2 separate regions of the Homo sapiens genome follow, and region 1 is linked to region 2. A link is a loop called in an ENCODE intact Hi-C map of the cell type or tissue named here. Cell type or tissue: B cell. All regions are shown on one strand. Each heading gives the region's core, and the rest is flanking DNA. Links, peaks and the distances in the headings are about the cores only. Region 1 overlaps LOC101929750 (a long non-coding RNA gene). Region 2 has its middle 180 kb from the start of LINC02817.

Region 1 (11,876 bases), core at 2,693-10,692, 89 kb before region 2:
CCACCCACAGCCACTGGTGCAGTAGTGTCAGAAAAAGCTTAGTGGAGAGTCAGGACTTTTACCACCACTTGTGGCCACCCTGCTCCCTTGGTATTAGAGGAGCTCAGGTGGGGAGAAGCAGCTCCTACCTCTGTCCAGCGGTAACAAGTGGCATCCCCCACCCCAATGTGGCAATGGAAGCTAAGTGACAACCTGGACTTTTACCTTCATTGGCTAGGAATGAGGTGGCACCCTACTTTCCCTGCCAGGACTGTGTCAGAAGAAAACAGCTAAAACAGAAGGTTTAAATAACATCTTGAGTCTTTTAATACCCAAACTGTCCATGTTTCAAATGAAAATCACTTCTTAAACCAAGAACCAGGAAGATCTGAAACTGAATGAAGATAGACAATCAATAGTTGCCAACACTAAGCTGATAGAGATATTAGAATGATCAAGAATTTTATAGCAGCTGTCCTAAGATGCCTCAACAAGCAATTAAAAACATTACAGAATATACTAAAATTACAAATTGTAAAAACAGAAAACTTTAATAAATAGAAAGTCTCAAGAAAGAAAGAGAAAATATAAAGAATAATTCAATGAGAAATTTTGGAACTGAAAAATATAACAATCAATATAAGAAACACAATGGACAGGCTAAAGAGCAGTATGGAGGGAACAGAGAAAAGAATCAGGTAACTGGAAGACAGAACAACAGATATTACTCAATTAGAACAATGTAGAGAAAATAATAACTGAAAAAAAAGGACAGAGCCTTAGGGACCTGGGAGAATATAATAGAAGATATAATGTGTAATCAGAGACCTAGAAAGAGAGAAGAAAGAGATAGGACTAAAGAAGCACTTTAAGAAATAATGACTGAAAATGTTCCCAATTTGGCAGAAGATGTAAACCTACAAATTTGAGAAGCTGGGTAAACTCCAAGGAAGATAAATCCAAAGACATCCATATGAAGACACAATAGAGTCAAACTTGAAATCTAAAGACAATTTTAAAAAGCTTCAAAGTGCTTAGTGACAGAAAAATAACACCTTACTTGCAGGGCAAAAAATAATTTGAATGACAACATATTTCTCACCAGGAACTATAGATCCCAGAAGGAAGTGGTGCAACATTTTTCAAGTGCTGAAAGAAAATAACTGTTAACCTAGAATTCCTATACTTAGTCAAAGTATCCTTCAGGAATCAATGGGAAATCAAAGCCTTCTCAGATGAAGAAAAACTAAGAATCTGTCACCAGCAGATCTGCTTTAAAAGAACAGCTGAAGGAAGCTCTCTACATGGAAAAGAAATGCCGAAAGAAGAACCCTTAGAACATCAGGAAGAAAGAACATGGTCAGTAAAAATACGGATACAATATAACTGACTTCCCTTCTCTTAAGTTTAATTAAAAAAAAAAAACACATGAAATAAACAAACCAAAGACACTTAACATGAAACAATATTTTGAAGCAACTATCATATACAGATAAATGTGGACAGCATTTTTTCTCCATTAAAAATACATAGTTAATGGAATGTGTACTTACCATGTAACTCAAAATGAGAATTTGGCCTTCAAAATAACTATTAGAGAGGAAATTAATCCTAAAAAGATATGGTTAGAAACCATTCTGAAATTTTGTCAAAAGTTTCTTCCTTTCCTGTCTGCTTACTTGCATAATGTATGATGAAGGGATTGGACTTGATTGTCTCAAAGGTCTGTTCAGTTGAGCTCATGGCACTCTTGAATTTTTTTGGCTAAATTTCTGAAAGATCCACAAAATTGCAAAACCTTTAAAAATACTTTATTGTACATAAAATCACATCTTTGATGAATGAGGTGGTTTACTTTATGAAAGAATTTTAAAGAGGTTAAGGAATGATGTTTTCCTGTACTTTCTGTGCTGGGTTCTCTTCCTCCTTCCTTTTTAAGAGTGAGAATGAAGAAATTTAATTTAGATTAAGCATTGAAACAAACAAAAAGCATTGAAGCAAATAAGAAATTAGTCAATATTATAGGAACACTTATTACCTTTTTTTTTTCTGTTCTTCTCTTTTACCCCTTCTTCCTCTTCCTTCCCCTCTTTATTCCCTTTCCTTTTGGAAGCATTTGAGAGTAAGTTGCAATAACTATTACCCTTCTCCATAATTACTTCATTATGCATATCCAAAGAACAAGGGTAGTCTCCTAAATAACAACAATATAGTGACCAGATTCAGAAAGATTAACATTGATGCAATACTATATAAAAAAAATCCAAATTCAAAGTTATTTTCTTTAAACAAATAAAATGTCTATTTTAACAGAATAGGTTAAAAGGAAGGGAGGTCCCATTGCATTTTTATAACCCTTATTCCTTTGCCTCTTTCTTTCAAGTATCCTTCTCAGGGACTGGCATCTGAATGATTTCCCACCCCTACTGGCCCATCCTCTTTCCTGTCAACACTTGTGAGTCTTTCCCGTGTTCCTTCAGGACTCAGCTATGTACTGACAGCCAGTCTTCCTAGCCCGATGTCCATGGATGATGACGATGGCTCCCTATGATCTCACTTTCCCAGGGGCATCGGCAGTTTTTTCAACTACTTTCAGAAATGTGGGCAGTTTATACAGAGCTTCAGAAGCCAGAGGAAGTATTTTGAAGAAAGGGGACAATTGGTATCTCCTTACCTTACTGTAGCAAGTTTCTACCTATCCATAAGCAAATATGAACAATTTAAAGTTCATAAGCAAATGAAAACAATTAAAGTTTAGGGGTAGGAAATGATTCAGGTGCCAGTCTCTGAGAAAGATATTTAAAAGAAAGAGGGAAAGAAATGAGTGTTAAACATTCTATGGGACCTCCCTTCCTTTAAACTTATTTTGCTAAAATAGACAGTTTATTTCTTTAAAGAAAATAACTTTGAATCTGGGTATTTTAGTTAGTATTACAATTGGTATTTTCTTACCTTATTGTAGCAGGTTTCTACCTATCCATAAGCAAATATGAGTAATTTAAAGTTTTCTGGAATTCAGTGTTTTTTGCCATATTTGAGAAGCCAGTGTTTTCAATAGGTCTATAATATTCTGCTGTGGAAAAAAAGCAAAGAAAAGCAAGATACTGAATAATGTTTATAGAATGAGCTCATTACCAAACATAAAGACAGTTTTTCTCTACATCAACATATGCTTGTATGAGTATGAGGGAAAGAACAGAAGGATACACACCAAATTACTAACATGGGTTACCTTAGGAAGGTGGGCTTAGCTTTCTCTTCATGTATTGCTATATTTTTTTACTTACACAAAACATGTATCCTTTTTGTAATTAAAATAAAAATAATACAGTTTTTGAGAAGCAAAATACTCAGAAAGCATATAAAACTTCTGATTTAACACAAAACTCCCAACTACCAAGAAGAGAAAGAAGGCCATTGATAGTATCATGGAACATATTATATGGTACATAGGGGTTAATTGCTTAGTGATGAATGAATGACACAGGATTATCCATGATGAAATATAAGATCATCTTTTATATAAATCTGTTTCTCCTGGGTAAATTTTCTGGGTAGTCTTCATGCTAAGACAAATTTTGCTGAACTCAGGAGAGAAGCAAATTGGGAAGGAAGTAAGATTTCATTTTGGAGAAATAAAACTTGAAAAGGTTATATTCAAGAAGGGAAATGAGGTTTTCTAGTTGGATCCTAGGAAAGGCATTAGCACGTGCATTCTGACTTTTAAAATTCCTTGCCTCAAGTGTCTTCTGGGTCTTATGATTTCTGGACTTAGTACATTCACCTTCTAGGAACATTCTTTTTTCTCTTAAGACACTCTGAATGCCAGACTGTGTCCAGTGACGTATCATCTTAAGTGGTTGAAAGACAAAATATTTAAATTGCCATACATTTTGTCTGCCTCTTCATAGAAATGATGCAAATCAGTTTCATATTTCCAGTGAATTCTTTGACTCTTGTGGTCTCACATAGGGCCTATGAAAAACACAGCTTTTCCCCAAAGAAGACCTTCATCACTTGAATTTTATTAGCCTCCCCAAAGGCCTAGTTTCTGTCTAGTGTCCAGTCTTGGAAGCATCTGCTTTAAATTTCCTTTAAACAACTGTTATATGGAAATGACTTCCTTTCTTCTCTCTCCACTCCTCATCCTAAACTGAGCTGCCCGTCTACTTCTCACTGTAACAATCTTTGATGTCAGCTTATTTGTGGACCTCGCACACAGGAATGGGACAAGTCACCAGCTCAGAAGTCTCAGGACCAGCGACATCAAGAGCAGGAAGTGGCCAGTGCCTCAACTTCACTCCCCTCTCCCTCCTGGAACAGGCCCTCCATCACCGTAGATAATTCATGTCACTGAATGGAACATGTAAGCCATCTCACTTCTTTTTGTCTTCACAAATGCTTTAAACACAGGCTTGGAAAATCTGTGGGCTTCTCACACGTTCTCAGATATATTCCTTTGCACCTAACTGGAGTGAAATGATATGGTGCTCAGTGGAAGGAATCTGGTTGTGCCAGCAGAGGTTGGGGCTATGGAACCATGTAACTGGAAGCAAGCAGTGAAAGAAACCTGGAAACTCCTGTCACCCTGTGCCTCAGTGCAGGCTGGCTCAGCAGCATCAACTTAATGTTCTGTGTGGGATGCTAGCACATTTGTGTTTGGAGCCTGGTAATTAGATTGTGAGCAGGAGGCAAAATCCCAGCAATCTGGTGGCATGGACAAATCTTGGTGTCAGAAGGCATGGTGTGTTGAGGCTTAACAATCTCAGCTCTATTTTTGTCTATCACCCCTTTGATACATGTCAAAAAAAATCCCACCCACTAGTTCTCTTTCTCCTCTCCCCATCAAGATCAAGCACCATAGACAAATTAAATAATAACAATAATAGAACAGGAAAATAATACACCGATGATCAGACATCAAAATGAAATGCAGACCCTTAGAACAACTTTGCTTCGTGTACTTTTAATACATTTTATATGCCACACGGCAATTTACTGAGAGGTGGATTTTAACATACCACATATGCTATTGGCAAGATAAGAATTACTGAGTTGAATGTTGGTTCACTAAATATGCTGAAACCCTTTTACAGTGTAGACTCTGAGGAACAGCTAACACTCTCTTTATGGGCACATTGAAATGAATTGTGCTTTTACTGTATGTCATTGTTATGTTTCAGGGGACATGATTTCACCAGTAGCTTTGCCAAATTTTTGCAATAACATGATTCCACTGTATTTCTATTTTAGTACCACGATCTCATGCCTTGAAGTTTATTTGAAAAAAGAAAACAACATAAAAAAGAGTGAAGTTCAGCCAAATCCAGGTTATTCAGGATTTAAGTTATAATCCAGCATGAAGATTATCCTAAACTTTTGCTTCTCTTCCTCACCTTTAGTATTTTTCATCTTAAGTGGATGTTCCTGCTCAGTAGCATATTTCCCAGAAAGAATCAATGGGATTTAATTAATTTCTTGTGTGAAATGCTGCAGAGATACTTTTTGAGGGAGGGAGAGAGAGAGAGAATGAGAATGTATGTAGAGAGAGAGAGAAGAGAGAAATGGTTGGAAGCTTTTGGTAATATTTTCTGATATGTATAAACTTAAATTACCTAGAATTCATGAGCACTTCTGCTTGCTATCCATGTAGAAGAGATCATTAAGAGATTGCTGTATTTTATCCATAATGTACTTTTCTAACCTAAATTATTAGGAATAGGAATACCCCATCTGCATGCTATGAATAACACCATGTGTGGAGAATCTGCACAGATCCTGAGATAATTGTAGGGATGAAGCTGTCTAAGGAGAAATCCCAGGCCTTAGGAGAGTGTGAACCTTGTGGAAAGATGAACAAAAGGGGAAGAGCCCTATTTTGAATCAAGGAAATCTTAACTCATGAGAATAAAATTAGTGTGAGGAGCCAAATCCTGAACAATCTTTAGTTTCCTTATTTTCTCTCTGATGACACTGTAACTGTCTAACTAAAAAGGAGAGAATCAAGTTAAGGAGCAAAGTATTTGGTCAACCCTTTAAACTATTTGTCGACATCATTTTATAGGTCAGCATACTTGTTTGAATTTTCCATTTGTCTTTAGAATATCTACCTGGAGAGAAGTCGATATTTAACTAGAAGAGATGGACGCTGTTGGGCTAATACAAAAAGTTAAAAATTCAACCCATGAAACATTGGTTTTTATTTCATTAGCAATTTTGGTTTCATTTTTTTTACCCAAATTAGGCTGAAAAATGAAATCAAAATTGCTGGTGAAATGAAGCCATTTTATACAAATAGCACTTTGCATCCTCAAAAAGAGAGATTCCACAGAATGTTCTTGTACAAACACCTGTAGTTTGGGTCCATGTGGAATCTCTCTTTTTCAGGACACAAAGTGGTATTTGTATAAGAACATTCTGATTCTGGATCCACTAGCTGCAAGAAGACCTGATTGAACCAGTGCCTCCCGCTGTGGGTGAAAATCAGCCTGGCCTCTCCTGGGACACAGAGGGGACCAAACTGTCAGTCACTAGAATGATTTGTTCTCACTTTCCAGCTGGCTGGTTTGGTGCTGTTGTTGATGCTGCCACAGTCATTGTAGTGTAGGGTAGGTAACAGACTAGCCTTCCAAGCACCTAGCTTTCCACCTCCTTGCTGAGACTTTGGCTTGGTCTCCTAGAAATGGCTCCTTTTAACCCAATAAACAGGGAAGTGGGTGGGGGGATAGCTGTTTAAAAAGAGCACATTTTAATGGAAAAATGAGGTATTTTCCATTGTGGTAATGTGTCTTTTTTTTTCAATCATAAAATTGCTCAAAAGAGGAAGCAAAAAGAGGAACATGTATTCATTTGTTTCAACTTGAATTTGTGAAATGAGTTCTTAAGAAAGCTAGCAGGCATCTATTTCGAAGAATTATGACTCCTTTTCGACATGTAAATATCGTATCATTTCCACAGTATAATTATCTCCCATGATGATCTAAATTTATATGACTGTAGATTCCAAACGCAGTTATTGTGGAGTTTCAACAAGACCACATATGAGAAAGAAAGAGAGAAAATATCTGCATGTGTCAGTGTTCAAATGACACCATCAGAGACTGTTGAGAGTAAGACAAGACCTCTCCTTTGTGACCAGTTAACTGATACTAGACAAGTATTGTTCTAGCAGGTAAAATGACTCGAAGATATCTTCAAACTTTATATTTTTTAATAACCCCCATAATACAGAATTACCTATGGATGTACATGTTGGAGTACATTCACGTGAAAGTATAGAATCAGACATTATTCAGGCAGACTTTCCCTGTTCCAAATACTCCTTAATTGAGGAACTACCTTGACTACTAATTTTAAATCACAATAGTTCCATGCAGAAGGGAGAGCTAAGTTTTGGGTTACAAAATTTTGAAAACCACCATATAGAACCCACCTAAAATATCCAACCACCAACTTGCCACTGGCGATGGCTGAGAAAGCAGAAGGGAGGCAGATGTGGTTGTTGCCCAGTTGGAAATGATGATACTAATAAGACTTTAAGTGAAGTAAGCAGAAGGAGTTTGGGGCATTTGTTATGCTCTCCTTGAAGCTCTGTTCTGAGTCCTCCCAGACCTGGCTGGAGATTGATTTTCCTTCTGTGCTAGATATCCTACGTGAAAATAACCATGGCAGTATTAATAATAGCACTGTAGCAGCTGTTTGGAAAGTGAGCACCTTCCATACCTTAACTTTCTATTTTGCCTGGTAGATTGCACTCTTTTCCTTTTCACTAGCAGATAGTTCTCTGAGTACGAATCTAAAGAGAGGAGAGCCAAGGCTATCTATATTGCCTATGGTAAGACAGCATAGTGAGACATTTCCTTAAAAATCTGGGAATGACTGCAAATGGCATTGGGAATACAATCATGAGTTGGTTGCCCCTGATGGTAGTTCTTCAGGTTCATGCATAGGAAGCTCCAAGGGAAGGTTGACTCATTAGATGCACCAAAGGTTGGCTTACTCTAAAAATGAACATGTCATGAGCATGCACACAGGGTTAATAACATATATTGAGCTTTTCCTATATGCTAGATTCTTTTTTACCTTCTTATTAAATCCAAACAACAACGTCCCAGTGAAGATGTTGTTATCAACAAGAATATAAGCAGAATGAGTAGCAATTTGGGTTCACTTGTATACAATAAACACTTGGCACATTTGCTTTTCAAATGATTTAATAAATGTTAACCTTATGGATGAAGAAACAGAGTTTTGCAGAGATTGAATACTCTGCCAAATTCCCCCAGCCAGATAACGCCAGAACAGGGAAACAGGCCTGACGCTATGGGGAGATTTTGTTCCCTGCCAGAGGTTCAGCATACCCAAATCCCCTCCCTTGTGTGGGCCCTGGTTGGAGTTGGACACAAGAAAAATTTGCATGAGATATGGAAGGTAGAAGTGAAGCAGCAGCTGTTATGCTCAGAGGATGGACATATGGATGCCAGGCACCATGACAGTGTCAACTTACACGTCATCACTTATCTGCTGGTTCACCTCGTTGGTGTGGGGCAATGGCTGGGTCCACAGCTTCTCTAGTTTTCAGCAGATCTCTTCCTTTCAGTTCTTTGAGTCCTGAGCCATGGCAGGAACCTTGTGCAGCTTCACGGCAAAGGACACCAGTCTCTTCTGCAAGTTATCTATATTGTTGAGGTTGGAGGCCATGAGATACAGATGTGGGTTTTAGTTTGTCTTGTCTCTCTGTTCATGTCCAGCTTGTCTTCCTGATTGCCAGCCTTCTTGACCTCTAGTGACTTCAAGGCTACTGCCAGATGCAAAGGCAACAGCCTCCCATAGGCTTCTTTATAAGTTCCCACAATGCTGTCGAGTCTAACCTCTTCAGTAAACCATTTATTTCATATCACTTGTGGTGGCTGTGCTTCCATGATCAAACTTTAGCTGTTATGGTTTGTCAGACTCCAAATTTCCAGGATACTGCACTCACTGGGAGACTATGAGGGTGAAGGCACGAGCAGGTTTCAGTGGGACTGGAATCCTCTGGCTTTAGGAAACTGAGTACTTCCTTAATCAGATGCTCAGAGAACAAAGCAAGGGGATATACATGAGCAAAACAGAAAATTGAGAAGTCATATCAATGTTTCATTTAGCTTATGAGATTACAGAGCTAGTAATTTCATGGCCAATTATATGTTTAAGATAGGCCAAAAATAAGTTGAAAAAATATTTCAGTGGCCGTTTGTGGACAATATAAAAATGACATTTTTCTGATTTCTCAATCAGTGCTTTTCAGTATCTTAGTCACAGCCTACATTTACATGCCAAACATCTGCATGGAAAGTGAAAATATGCTGTTATAACCTAGATGAAACATCTGGAAGATGATATTTTTCTACTTTTTATTCATTTGGTGTCACATAGATCTAGGCATCAACACATATCTCTTTTCCCTTAACTTTAAAAAAACATGATTTTATTTTTCAGTGCACTTTTTCTGGAAAACAATTTTGCAAGGTGCAAGGTATTCAGATGAAGTGCTGAAATCTTGGCTGTAGGAAAAGTTAAGCATAACCAACCAACACTTACTTCAACCCCAACTGCAACACTTCTGAGACTTACCCTTTGCCATTTAGCACGTTCCTTTTGCTGTCTGCTTGCACACTATGTACCCTGGGACTTTCCTGGTTTTCTCTGCCTTCTGCTTTTGGGGTAATATTGGTTTAACCAATATTAAACCAAGAAGTACAACATTAGAAAGACCCAATTTTCTTACATGAAAGCAAGAAGTTTATTCAACTCATTGCTTCACTTTATTTCTAGGGGCCTTTTCTAGGTCCAGAAAGAAGTTGTCCTTAGCCCTAGACTTTCTGTACCTCTACCCACCCTCCCTTCAGTATGTATGTACGTTGTCTGTCTTGAGTGAGATAATATGCCCATGCAGATACGCTCTTCTTTGTTTTCTAAGCATTAGGGTTGCTGATACACAACAATATTTTTTCTTGGTAGAAGTATGTTCCATGCAATATTTGGGATATATTTTATGCACAATTACTTGCTGTTTAGCTAAAATTCAAATTTAACTGGGCATCCTGTATTTTATTTGCTAAATCTGTCAACCATAGTGTAGATACTTCTCGCATCCCCAATCTCCCAAAGCTCCCATTTTCTAAATCCTGCACACTGACAAGACTTTCAACAGTAAGTTAACTTCTGGACAGCTTGCCAGACTCTCCTTGAGGAATGTGTTTGCCTTCTAGCATTTGGATGAATAATTTAGTTCTGCCACTAAAACAAAACATGAATGGGCATTTGATGTAAACATTATTTTCCTCACTGCTTTGGCTGAAGAGCTGAAGAGTTAGAAAGGTCCTACCGGCAACATCCACCTTTCTGAAATGCACTGCTTGCTCACAGACTTAAGGTGTAGCTTGAGCTGTTTCTGGGTTACACAGCTTTTCTTCTATTTCCGTTTTTTTCTTCTTCAAAGTTTCTAGTCTTCTTTTCTTACAGAAGTATGACCTCTCTTCAAGTCTCAACCAGGACCAACATTTGTGCCATCCAGATTTTGCGACCCAGAAATGGCCATCTGACCAGTCCATGGAAGGCCTTCCTAGACTGGAGTGTGTATTCTTATGACCCAGATCACATAATACTGACAGAGAGGTATTTGGCAGTAACATGGGTAATAATGGTAAGGAAGGGTATATGGACTACGATTTATAAAGGCTTTTTGAAATTAGCTTGAAAATAACACTTACTGGGATTTCCCACATTTTAAAACTAACATGCTTATTGTAGAAAAACATGCAAAACATACAAAAGCTAAAAGCAAACATAACAAAACAATCACTCACAAATTCACATCTTGAGATATTCACTGTTGTTATTTTTGGTGTATATTTATAATATTTTTCTATAAATTTATTTGTTGTTTCAAAAAAGTACCATATAACACAGAAATACACAGCAACTTTTTTTTGTGATTTAGCAATGGATTTTGAACATTTTTTTCTGTGCAGAGTACATGTGTATGTCAATAATTCTCAATATTTTTTGGGTTGCAGATCTTATTTAAGAAAGTAAAGCTGCTTCTTTCACGAAAACAACTATACAGGTACCTAGAGGATTTGGGTACAATTTCAGATCATTAAAATACATCTGTAGATCCTAAAGATAAAGAAGTCCTGTTCTAAAGTATCACAACTAATTTGAATGACTGACATGGGATATTTTGAGGCTTCCAGTAAGAATTTATTTTATATAAGCTAAATAGGCAATTAGACATTTGCTACATTGGGACCTCATATTATAAGATTTTGCTTTTTTTTTTTCTTGGAATTCAGGTTTTTAGGGTAGTGGTCCCCAACTTTTTTGGCAGCAGGGACTGGTTCATGGAAGACAATTTTTCTGCTGAGCAGGGGTGGGAGGTGGGCAGGGTTGGGTGATGGTTTCGGGATGAAACTGTTTCACCTCAGATCATCAGGCATTAGATTCTCATAAGGAGCACACAACCTAGATCCTTTGCATATGCAGTTCACAGTGGCATTTCTGCTTCTTTGAGAATTTAATGCTGCTGCTGATCTGACAGGAGGTGGAGCTCAGGTGGTAATGCTCACTTCCCCGCCATTCACCTGCTGCTGTGCAACCCTGTTCCTAATAGGCCACAGACCAGTACATGTCCACAGCCCAGGGGCATGGCAAGAGGAGACATTAGCAAATATGCAGATTGTCCTGTTTACATGTCAGCTCTGAAGACTGTTGAGTTGATGGGTCTTCCCTTGGTTGCAAGCCAACAGCAGTCAGAAGCAAGAAACCTTGTCTAGATTTCACAATAACCTTGTCACAAGTCTCACGTTTCCTGTAGGAAAGCTGAATTTACCAGCACACTCACTGTGAGTAAAACT
Region 2 (11,876 bases), core at 1,624-9,623:
ATTCATTCAAATACTTATGAGTGTCTACTCATGTAACATCCTGCTGGGCACTGAGACAGAGCTGTGGGGCAGAAAGTTTTGCATGATGTAATATGTTACCTTCTTTTGGGATACTATCAGTATAACTGATAAAAATACTTCAGGCTGGGTGTGGTGGTCCACGCCTGTAATCCCAGCACTTTGGGAGGCTGAAGGGGGTGGATCAACTGAAGTCAGGAGTTCGAGACCAGCCTGGCCAACATGGTGAAACCTTGTCTCTTCTAAAAATACAAAAATTAGCTTGGCATGGTGGCAGGCATCTGTAATTCCAGCTACTTGGGAGGCTGAGGCAGGAGAATTGCTTGAACCTGGGAGGCGGAGGTTGTGGTGAGCTGAGATCGTACCACTGCACTCCAGCCTGGGCGACAGAGTGAGACTCTGATTCAACAACAACAACAACAAGATTGCTTTTTCTCCTAGTTGACCATTAGTTGGGAGCTAACTAGATATTATTTTAATTAAATAATCAGATATTTATAGTTCTTTTTTCCCCCTCTCTATAAGAGAGACATACTTGAATCGGAGTTTTGGAAAAATTTCCTCCCTGGTGAAAAATTTGGGAAAATCTCTGTTATATGCTTGTAGTCAACTTGTTGGAGAAGTTGCTTTAACAACAGAAAGAGAACAATTTCAGTCCTTAAGGAGCTCATGATCTAGTTTTAAGGGACAGCCTGGTAAGCTTATAATGGAAGATCAGAGAAATATAAGAACTATGATAAAATAGATATCTGTCCAGGGTGCCGAGGAGCACAGAGGCTCAGACTGAAATATGAGTTCCTCCAAGATTTTCTTTTCTTTTCTTTTCTTTTTTTTTTGAAACGGAGTCTCGCTTTGTCGCCCAGGCTGGAGTGCAGTGGCGCAATCTCGGCTCACTGCAAGCTCCACCTCCTGGGTTCACGCCATTCTCCTGCTTCAGCCTCCCGAGTAGCTGGGACTACAGGCGCCTGCCACCACGCCCGTATAATTTTTTGTGTTTTTTTTTTTTTTTAGTAGAGACGGGGTTTCATCGTGTTAGCCAGGATGATCTCGGTCTCCAGACCTCGTGATTTGCCCGCTTCAGCCTCCCAAAGTGCTGGGATTACAAGCATGAGCCACCACGCCCGGCCTTTTTTTTTTTTTTTTTTTTTTTTTGAGATAGGATCTTGCTCTGTTGCCCAGGCTGTGGTGCAGAAGCATGATCATAGCTCACTGTAACCTTGAACTCTTGGGCTCAAAAGATCCTCCTGCCTCAGCCTCTGAGTAGCTGGGACCACAGGAACTCACCATCACGCCTAGTTTTTTCTCATAGATAGTTTTTTCTCTTGTTATGTTGCCCAAGCTGATCTTGAACTCCCGGGCTCAGGCAATCCTCTCACCTCAGCCTCCCAAAGTGCCTCCAAGTTTTTCTCTAGGAAACAGTGCCCTCCCTAAGTCTCAAAGATCAGTGGGAGCTGGCCAGGTGAAGAAGATGGGAGGGGCATCCCATGCAAAGACCATAAATATTAATTCAATGAACCAAGAAACAGTATGACTTTCATTTAGCAAACTGCAGTTCTGTGTGACTGAAGAAAAAGTGTGTAAATGAAGAGACGACATGAGGACGCAGAGGTCTTGAAGGACCTCCTTTCCCTGACTATGGAATTCAACCATGGAATTCAATAAGAAAATGTTGCACAGGGAAGTGATTTTATCACATTTGTATTATAAAAGATTGTCACATGAGCTTTATGGGTAATAGATAAGGGCACAATGACGCTTGGAGACCTTCAGGATTTCATCTGAGGGATCTGGCTGGGAAGTAAGGAAGGTCTAACTAAGGGCAGTGGCAGTAGGGATGAAAAAGAAAGAGATTTCACGTTTAGTGAAATACACAATCATAAAGTAATCTGATTTTTGAATGCTAGTAGAATGTTTAATATGTATTTAGAAAGATGATCATTTCTAAAATCATCACTGATTATAGAAAAGGATTATTTTAGAAGTAAAAGAGTGCATTCGTCTTCTTATGTTGGATATTAGTGGAGTCTCTATGAAACTGGGCAGGAGATTGGGCTCTATCTAGCACATTACCAGAAACATGGTGTGTGTTTCAGAAATCTTTGCATTTTCAATTTGGGTAAATAATATTGTACAGTTTGGCTGTGTTTTGGTGAGTTCTCTGTATATGGCTGTCTACTGAGTTTCTTCATCATAACACGGGAGATATATTGTCCTAGAAAGAGCTAGGCCTAGAAATGAGAAGATCGTGGTGGCCGTCCTTCCCCTGCTTCCAGCTGGGACTGACCACAGACAAGGTTCTGTAACTTACTGAGCTTCCATTCCTCAACTATTCGAAAAGGAATTATGGTACCTGTGCAGGACACTACAAGCCTCCTGGGGTAGTGAAAATAAGCAACAAACAAGAAATAGCTTTGAAAATCATTACAAACCAGATGGGGGAGCTGTGTGTTGTTGAGGAATAATTATGGGCTTTGGATTTAGGTTGATATGGGTTCAAATCGCAACTGCAAATAATTTGGGGCAAGCTACTTAACTCTTTTGAGTTTTAGTTTTCTCATTTCTATAATGGGTTTAATAGCAACTCTTTCAGAGTTGGTGGTGGGCCTGTGTGAGTTAACAGAGGTAAAAGATGTTAGGTTTAGGTGAGTTCTTTCTTCCATTTAAGAAAAAAGTGGCAGTTAAGAACTTCACTCTTTTCCTACTGGACTAGAAGCTAGCTTTGATCCTGGGGTGAGAATGATTGGGGGTGGGGAGTTGGCTGTTCTGTTATTGCTGCTGTCCTTGGTGTCTGCATGGCCTGGAGGAAGACAGAGTCTCTGGATGCTCCCGTGTGCCATGTCTTCTAGGGTCTCCTATCTGCTTTGGTTCTTGAGGGAAAACATCTGCTGCTATTACTGAGGTTTTTTCCATTGTCATCTGTCTTCAAACTTGCTTGTGTTTATTTGTAATTTTCATGGATCAATTTAGTAGTCTCCCATTTGGTTTTATCTGTATCCTCCCACTTCCACTTTGCTCTTTATTTCTCCTTTTTTTTTTCTTTATGCCTACATCATTTATCTCCTTATCAGGTGTTTTGCTTTGGTAGAGATTTTTGCCAAGTGTCTTATCTGTTGTTTCCGTCTTAGATCCCACAGCTTTGCACAATGAAAACTCCTCATGTGGATATGGTTTCCTTTTATTTTATTTTTCTTTCCTTTTCTCCATTTTTTTCTCTGGCCCTGCACCAAATTTTTCCTTTACCCTTGGGCTAAATGTTGTCATGTTCCCTTAACGCTATCTCCAGAACATACTTTGGCCTTCTCTTCCTGGGACGTCTTTTTTCTCCTGGGGTCTGCACTGCAGAGTCCCCAGGTTCTTCCTGTTCTTTATAAGCCATCTTCAGCTCACAATCATTGCAAGAGACACTTTTCCTTTTTCTAGTGACTGTAGGATAATATTGTGAGGAAGATTTATTAGGGAGTGGTGCTTAGGGAAAAGAAGTGGGTGGAAAAAGTAGGATCTCTCACATTTAAATGTGATGATATATACAAACCATTTTTCAGTGCCTGCATATGTTAATGTTTAATAATTAGTACTATCCAGGACTGGTTTATTATGGGATGGTATTTTGGGAGGTTGGAACAGGAATTCTTTGCCACATTTGGAGATGGTGAAACATAACCGCATGTTGATCTAGTTGCAGGACATTTTAAGCTTAACTCCAGGAAGAAAGAAAAAAATATGACTTTGATGTTGGAAATAGAAAAAGGAACACTTGTCTCACTATGCTTATCAATCAGTTTGGGGCAAGATGGCCACCTCGTCTTTTGAAAAATTTGGTTACAAGTTTCATGCCTGTTTGTAAACCCTCATTTTTCCTTATTTTAACTCAAAGTATGTACAAATGCTCTGCTTTCATTTAAAAATTAATCACTCACCAGCTTGAACTTAATCTAAAAACTGTTAGAATAATTTTTCTCTGCTATGTTTACGTGGTATTTCTTCCTTTCCTATTTAAGTTTGTGCTTTTATTATAGCACTTCTCATGGTCATATTTTTATTATAGCTTCTTATATATTCTCTGCTTCCTGAGGGGCTGTGGGTTTTTGGAAATCAGGAGCCATCTTTGGATCTGTGCATTTCCCACAGAACTAGAAAGCACCTCATATATAGCAGGAATTCCTTACTGCGGTGTATGATGAGAAACTACTCAGTGGGCACAATAAACCTTATTTGGATGACAGATATCCTAAAGGCCCTGAATTTACTACCACACAATCTATGCGTATAACAAAATTATACCTGTATCTCATAAATTTATACAAATAAAAATAAAATAAATTGTCTCTGCTATGCTTAAGAACCAAATGTCAACTGATATCCACTGTTAAGTCAATAATTCACAATTTCCCAGATTATCTGTAGAAGCATTATTGACAAAAGTCTTTGCTGAATTTTTACAGCTAGTTTGTATGGATTTAAGAGAATATTCAGGGGTTTTGCCAGCCAGTTGTTAAATCATTTGTAACTTAAAATTGGCTTTGCTGGGAATATTCACACCTTGGAAATAAACAAAGGATACAAATTAGGATTTTTTTTTTTCTTTTGAGTGCCAGTTTGCCAGCCCTCCAAGGATCATAATGCCTTTGGTGAACTGGAACCCTAGTGAAAAAGACAAACCTTGACACATTGACATAAGTTAATTTACTATTGGCTTTAGTCAAAATTTTCTTTAACAATCAGAGATTGCAATAGAAGGCTAAACAGAAGTCAATCTGCATCGTCAGTGTGGCAGGTAGATAGATTTATGAATAGTAACAAGGAGGGAGAATGAGACCACACGTTTAGAGTGCCTTCATAAAGACCTGCTTAGGTCTTCCTCAAAAATAAAAACAAAACCAGACCATAGCTGAAGAAAGCAAGATAGACAGCTTCTCACAGGAAATTTCTCCAAACGGCAAAGGTAGTTCAAGGTAATTGGGGAATGCCTCAGATCTGTATTGTGACCTGTTCCATTGGTTTTTAATATTTAAAAATATTTTGTTTTCTTGGCATAGACGTTAAGTCCATGGCAGTATTAGAGTGTGATTTTAAAGAATATTATATTAAAAGAAAATGTTAGAAGATGTATTTGGAATTATGAAAAGCAGTTTCAGTACATATTAAAATAAAATGCAGAAATTGTAAACCACTTCTCACTTCCTAATTTCTAGCAGTTAATGATGCAACATATGAGTGATTCCTCAGTCAGTCATATCTGCAAAGACTGTGTAAACATCATTCTTGTTATTGCACCTGCTAGTCCCTTAACGACATTTGCATAAAAGTTTGTATTCACTAAATGCATCAAACAATGGTAGTCTAGAGAAGCACTAATGAGGTTCACGTACTGTTGTGAGGCACATCTAAAAGAATGATTAGAAAGCAATTTTAAGACATTAAAAAAAACTAATCAAAATATAATTCATCTTAGCCACAAGATATTGGAGTTGTATAATCTGAATATGATAAAATATTTTTGGGGTTCATTTTATTTTTTTAAAAAATTAAAATGTTGAAACCCTAAAAACATTACACAAGGCAGTTGAAAAATATTGCATTATGTATCAATATAGCCTTATTGGATAAAAATCTTCTGGCATCTTAAAACTGGTTTATGAGGTATACTAAAGAATTACGAGAAAGCTGGAGCTACTAAGTTGATTCAAAAGGTTAAAGTAGTGTGTAGCATGTAGCTCGCATATCAAACTAGTCCTGACTGCTGAAAAGCACCAGGCATGGACACTCAATCACCTAGTAGAGCGATCTCGGGAGATCTTTTTCCGGCTCCCCACAAGTGCTCCTTGCTTTTCAACAGTCCACCATGTGCATAAAATTAACAACATGCCACAATGGCTTCTTATATCATAAATGGAGCCCCTTAAAGTGATATCCCTTCCCACACTTTTGCAGCCTTCCGGTGAGAATTACTACTGGACTCTGCTTATTTGAACAGAAGGTGTGAATTTAAAGGCATGAACAAATACGCCAGCCATATATTAGCCATTCTTAGTAATGTACAGATGCTTGAGTTACTTGTGAGCTGTGTCTGGCTTCAGAAACCTATTTCACTAAAGACTAAATCTTAACCAAAACATCTTTTGGGAGATTGAAGGTGTTCCAAACAGTTATCTCTACTGAATTTCTCAGTGCACTTTTCATTTTTCACATGGTTATTTTAGCACCATGTAGACCCAACATAATCACCTACTTCTGTGAGGACTTTCAGATCAAACTTCTGTAACTAGCCACCAGTTGAATAATCAGCAATTCCTTACCAATTAGATGATTAAAATGAGGAAACATAGAGACATCTAAAGGAAACGTTGAAGCCAGTTGAAGAGTTAGTTAAAAAACAATTTGTCTGTGGGAGTGAGAATGATGGTGATGATGAAGATGATGATGATATTGGTGGGAGCAAAATAAACATTTACTTGAATGCTTATTAATGCCACTATAGTAACTCTTTTAATCCTCACAAAATCCTGTGAGGTAGGTACTTTTTATATCTCCATTTTACACATCAGGAAACTGAGGCAAAATGAAAGTAACATGCTTAAGGTCACACAGCTAGTAACTGATGGACGCTGAATTTCTATCCCAGCAGTATGTTTCCAGGGCCCACCTCTTAACTACTATGCTTAAATACCATAAATGACCTTACACTATGGTGCATCCAAGAATGACAGGGACATCCTCTGGGGCAATATGTCTGTGTCCTTGAAAAGACAGACTTAAAAGATAGACCTAATGGAAGACCTCATCTTCTATTCTTCTTTGACTTCCATATCTTACTCAATTCCATATAGGCAAGGTCAATCACATAAAGAAGATTTTAATTTGCTTCTATTAATTTTTGTAATAATCTTAAGATTTCCATACCTAACAAATAAAAATACAAGATACTCAGATAACTTTGAACTTCAGATAAGCAACAAACACTTTTTAAAAGTACAAATGTACCCCAAATATTGCATGGTATATAATTACTTGAAAAATAATTTGTTTTTTATATGAGATTCCAATTTAACTGGGTCTCCTGTATTTTATCTAGCACTCCTAAATAAGCTAAGCTTCAAACCTGAATGCTGGCACTGTAAAAATCACTCTTTCATCTCTTGGAGGTGTTGGAAAAAAAACAACAAAACAAAACTTGCTTTAAGTTTGTCAGGCTGGAGACTGGGTTAAACAGATCAGACATGGTGTTTCTATCAATCACATCTATATTCCTTGGGGTTCTCCAAATTGTGTTGAGAGCTGGGGAGGTGTGTTTAGCACACAGGTTATTATGCTTTGATAGCTACACAGCACTGGAAACCCATCATTTAGATTAAAATGAAATTTCTAAATGTTGTTTTAATGATGTGAGCACCACATTGCAAATGGGCCTCTTTGCTGTGGTCTTTAAAATAAAGTAATTGACCCTGACGCCATTCAACTTGGGACACATAACTCACGTCATGGTCAATTATCTCTTGGTGACTTCAACACAGTGGGAGCCATTGTCCACATAATGACTGTGGGGCTTGCAGAACCTACATAACTGCAAGGGGCCTCTTGAGTGCCTCACTTGCAATATAAGGGCTAACCAGTATTCATCTTTGCACCCCAGTACTTAGCACTGTACCTGGCACATTTATATTTGCAACAAATGCTTACTGAACACCTACTCTGTGCTAGGTGAAGGGGGTCACAGGAGGTAACGAGTTAGGTCCTGCCCTTGTTATTATAGGGTTTACAGTCTGGAGAAGGTGTTCAATAAATAAGAGTAGTACAGAGACCAATTCTTTGGGAACTGGAGGGTTTCTTAGCTACTTTGCACATAGATGAGGATATTGAGGCCCAATTATAGGCACCATATTGGGAGTTGGAAGACTGGGGCTCAGAAACCAACTTTTCCATTTAGCCTTTGAACAAGTCACTAAACTTCTCCCAGCCTCAGTTTCCTTATCTATAAAATGGAGATATTATATTCTATGTAATAGAATATATATGTAATAGAATATACATGTAATATATATATTATATGTAATATAATATGTAATAGAATAGAATATATATGTAATAGAATATAATATGTACATAGAATATCGCTACCTAACTGTTAAGGCAAAAATGAGATAACGGTCTAGAAAGTTAAAAGCATTATATAATTGCAAAAATAATGTTTAAAAACATAGAATTGAGATTGCCCAGTTGAACACTTAAATCTAGAGAGATAGCTTAGCATAATGGTTAAAAGCAGAGATGCTGGAGATAGGCTTCCCAGGTTTATATTCAGCCTCTGCCACTTACAGACCATTGAACCTTTAGCAAGTTATTTAACTTTTTGATTTTATTTTATTTTGTTTTATTTTATTTTATTTTGAGGCAAAGTCTCGCTCTGTCACCCAGGCTGGAGTGCAGTGGCGTGATCTCGGCTCACTGCAATCTCCGCCTCCTGGGTTCAAGCAATTCTCCTGCCTCAGACTCCTGAGTAGCTGGGATTACAGGGATGCACCACCACGCCTGGCTAATTTTTGTATTTTTTTTAGTAGAGATAGGGTTTCACCATGTTGGTCAGGGTGGTCTTGAACTCCTGACCTCGTGATCCACCCACCTCGGCCTCCCAAAGTGCTGGGATTACAGGCATGAGCCACCGCGCCCGGCCAAGTTATTTAACTTTCTATGCCTAAGTTTCCTCATCTGTAAAATGAAGACAATTATGATACTTACCACAAAAGATTATTGTGAGCATTAATTGAGTTGAAACATGCAAACATAATAAGCACCCAATAATTGTTATTGACAATCTAAATCTATTGCAACATTGGAGTATGGGAAAATGCGTGTGATGTTTTTAGGCCAACAAGGCAAACTTCCCATTTAATAGTCATCCTTCCATTCCAACATAGAGAGATTCATTTTGAGAATGTAGCAAAAAGAGATGTAAATTACACTGTCTGTGTCTTAAAAATTTTCAGGTCAAGAGATGTTTTTATAATAATGTACTATGATCAGAAACTTCTAAACAGCTCCCACATCAAAATATCAGCAATGGATAATGAAGAGAAATGGAAAACTGATTTATCCATTCCTAGTCAATAAAGAAAGCATGCAGTAGCTGGATTGGAAATACCCCTGCAGAGTGAGATTTACAAGACATAATATTGGAAGACAGATTTATCCCAGTTGAAAGTGGACTGCTGTTGAAGAAGGTTCCAGTGGAATTTATAAGACAAAGTCCTTGAATGAGGACTCAGAAGCCTTGGGGAGTCATGAGGTTTGCTCATGAGGCTTGCTAGGCACAAGCTGATTTGCATTTTTAAGAAGGCCAAAGTGTTTTCTGAAGATATTGCTGGGAAAAGAAAAAAAACAACTCAGGGCAATGGCATCAGCTTTGTTTAAAACTTCCTTTTACTCAGGACTGTCGGGCTGATAAATCAAAATTATGTGTCCAGTGAGGAAATGGGAAGTAAAACTGTTTCCAAAAGAAAAAAGAAAAGAAAACAAGTGATTCATTTTGGCCTAAATAATTGAAAATGCAGAAAGTCCAAGTGTTCCTGGCTGCTCAGCCCTGTGCTTACTTGTCACTTTTGCTGTTGTGTAGCAAATTCTATGATGAAGATTTGGAAGACAAGCTGCCAGCCTTGGCAAATCTTTAAACTATTTGGTAAAACCAGTTGGAACCCAACCCACAGCTACTTACAGGATTTGACTTCCTGTTCGCATGGAGCAGGATTCAGAATAAAGCAGTAGAACCATGATTGTGTTTACTTTGTGTAAAAGAAAAAAAAAAGAAAGAAAGAAATGAAGGAAACAAGAAAGGAAGGAAAGAGAGAAGGGAGGAAAAAAGAAAACAATAACTTAGAAATGAAAAAAAGAAAAAATGGGGCTGAAAAGTAGCCTTTCTGAGACATCAAATCAGAATTCTAACTCTTACACCACAATGTCTGCTGGGCATTTGGTTCATCTTTGGGGCCCAAGTCACATCTGAGCATAGCCCTCTAAGTGACTAAGACTCAAACAAAATGCAGAAGGTGAGCTTGTTAACGGCTCTGAAATATGATAGCTTTGAGTGGTAGTACCACCAATCAGAGAAAGTCACTGCACATTTTATTGGTGTCTAAGTAGAACATCAGCAACAGCCCAGGGAATAGGATTTCATGGTTTCTCAGGGTTTTCCTGCCAGGAATCCCAGGAACATTGGAAAATATCCATCCCCATTATACAACACAATAGAAAGAGTTAAATGACATAAGTTGTGCTACCTTGCACAATCGGTGAAAAATGCAAAGGAAGGAGATTTCTTTTTTCTGGCTGAGGCAATTGAGGAAGGCTTCCTGGGGACAGTGGCTTTGGAGCTTATCCCTGGAATATTGTAAGAGTCAATAGAAATTGGGCAGCAGGAGGGGTTACGGAGTGAAAAGTGAGAGAGAAACAACTCAGGACTCTCTGGTCAGTAAGAGTATTTATAAAAATGGAGGGTGGTTCTGAAAAGTTAGACAAGAGTAGTAAATCTAATTACATGTCTATTTCCAATATGAATGGAGATTAAAATTCCCTTTCCTATTTGTCAACACTTAATATACTACCGTGGAGAGTGGAATATTTATACTTTGTCCTAAAGATATAATTGGCTTTCAAATGTACAACTATTGGACTCATAAGATGGAAAGGGAGTAAAAGGATTGCCTAATGTAACTCATTAGTCTATGAGTAAAGTAACTGTGTAAAGTGGTTGGTTAAAAGGTCACAAAGCTAGTCAGCAGCAGGGCTGGGACTGGAATCTTAGCCTCTCGGTTCCAAATACAGGGCTTTCCCCAGGACATTACCCTCAAGCAGTTGGTAGAGATGCTTGGTGAATATATGGGAGGAGCCATTTATATGCTTATGGACCAAATAAAGAAACTGAAAAGCTGCTACAAGACCAATACCCAGCCACCACCCTTACAGGGCTCAGCAAAAGAGAAGGAAATTTAAAAATTCAGGCTTTGACATACATGGTTTATCTTTGCAAAGAAGATTTTACCCAATCGTGAGTGAAATAGAAATGCATTTTGTATAGATAGGAAAAGAAATGATTTTTGTTTTTAAGTTTCACCTGGGGTCATGAAGAGAAAAGGAAAGTGATAAAGTTTTGTTCATCAGTAGCTTTTGTTCTTGACTAACTGGCCTCAATTAATTTACAGAATCTTAGTTTCCATTCAACCAAGAACCAAGGAGACCTCACTTTGCACAGAAAGACAAACTTTGCATGTTCTCTCTTATTTGTGGGAGCAAAAATTAAGAACCAATTTCTGATAGGATAAGTTTAAGTATATGCCTACCTTCCAATAAAGAATGCCCTAGACTGTGAGGTCCCTGAGGTCAAGGAGTATTTTATTCACCTCTGTATCCCCAACAGTGTGTCCCATTGTGGCATTCAGTTAAAGTCTGTAAATGGATGAAGACATCCCTATAGAGTTTTATTCTTTCATAACTTGCCTTATTAAAATGACTGCCACCCAAATCTCAACTTGAGTGTTGTTTTGGCATGTGATGTGATTTCCCGAAACATGCCTTGTGGTGGATGAATCCTTCAGCTGGGTTTAAGGACCCACTGCAATATAGATTAGATAACATTCCTTTTTCTTTCTTTCTTTCTTTTTTTTTTTTTTTTAAACAATCTGTTTAATCAAGCGCAACTTCTCTTTCCCTAACCCAGGACTAAACAAGTCAGAGCTTTGCCTTTCTAATTTATCAGCCAGTAAATTACAACAGCAAAAGTCTTGTGTATGGCCAGGGATTTTCCACTCAGAGTGAAGGAGATCCTGAGGGGCCAGGCATAGTGGATTTGATATGTGACTCATGGTTTGGGT

The links. A loop is a pair of places that touch in the nucleus more often than their neighbours do. Peaks named below come from ENCODE experiments on the same cell type or tissue, not always from the same donor. Only the 100,000 strongest peaks of a DNase experiment are listed, where the experiment ranks them.
Region 1: it touches region 2 in a loop (8-fold over the local background); 2 of 110 quality-filtered maps call a loop at or near these places.

Annotation. Positions count from the first base shown.
Region 1 is chr1:221,062,758-221,074,633 of GRCh38, forward strand. LOC101929750 (a long non-coding RNA gene) reads left to right here. Exons shown (of 7, transcript XR_001738479.2): 3 at 4,202-4,345. Among named protein-coding and RNA genes, the nearest start is that of HLX-AS1, 190 kb to the left of the region's middle. RefSeq lists a silencer at 6,387-6,436. In B cell, for the core only: no CTCF peak of the experiment used is centred there; a DNase peak (open chromatin) is centred at 6,654; H3K4me3 peaks cover 1,984 bases; H3K27ac peaks cover 3,972 bases.
Region 2 is chr1:221,152,335-221,164,210 of GRCh38, forward strand. No RefSeq gene overlaps it. Among named protein-coding and RNA genes, the nearest start is that of LINC02817, 180 kb to the right of the region's middle. In B cell, for the core only: no CTCF peak of the experiment used is centred there; a DNase peak (open chromatin) is centred at 5,277; H3K4me3 peaks cover 589 bases; H3K27ac peaks cover 371 bases; H3K27me3 peaks cover 695 bases.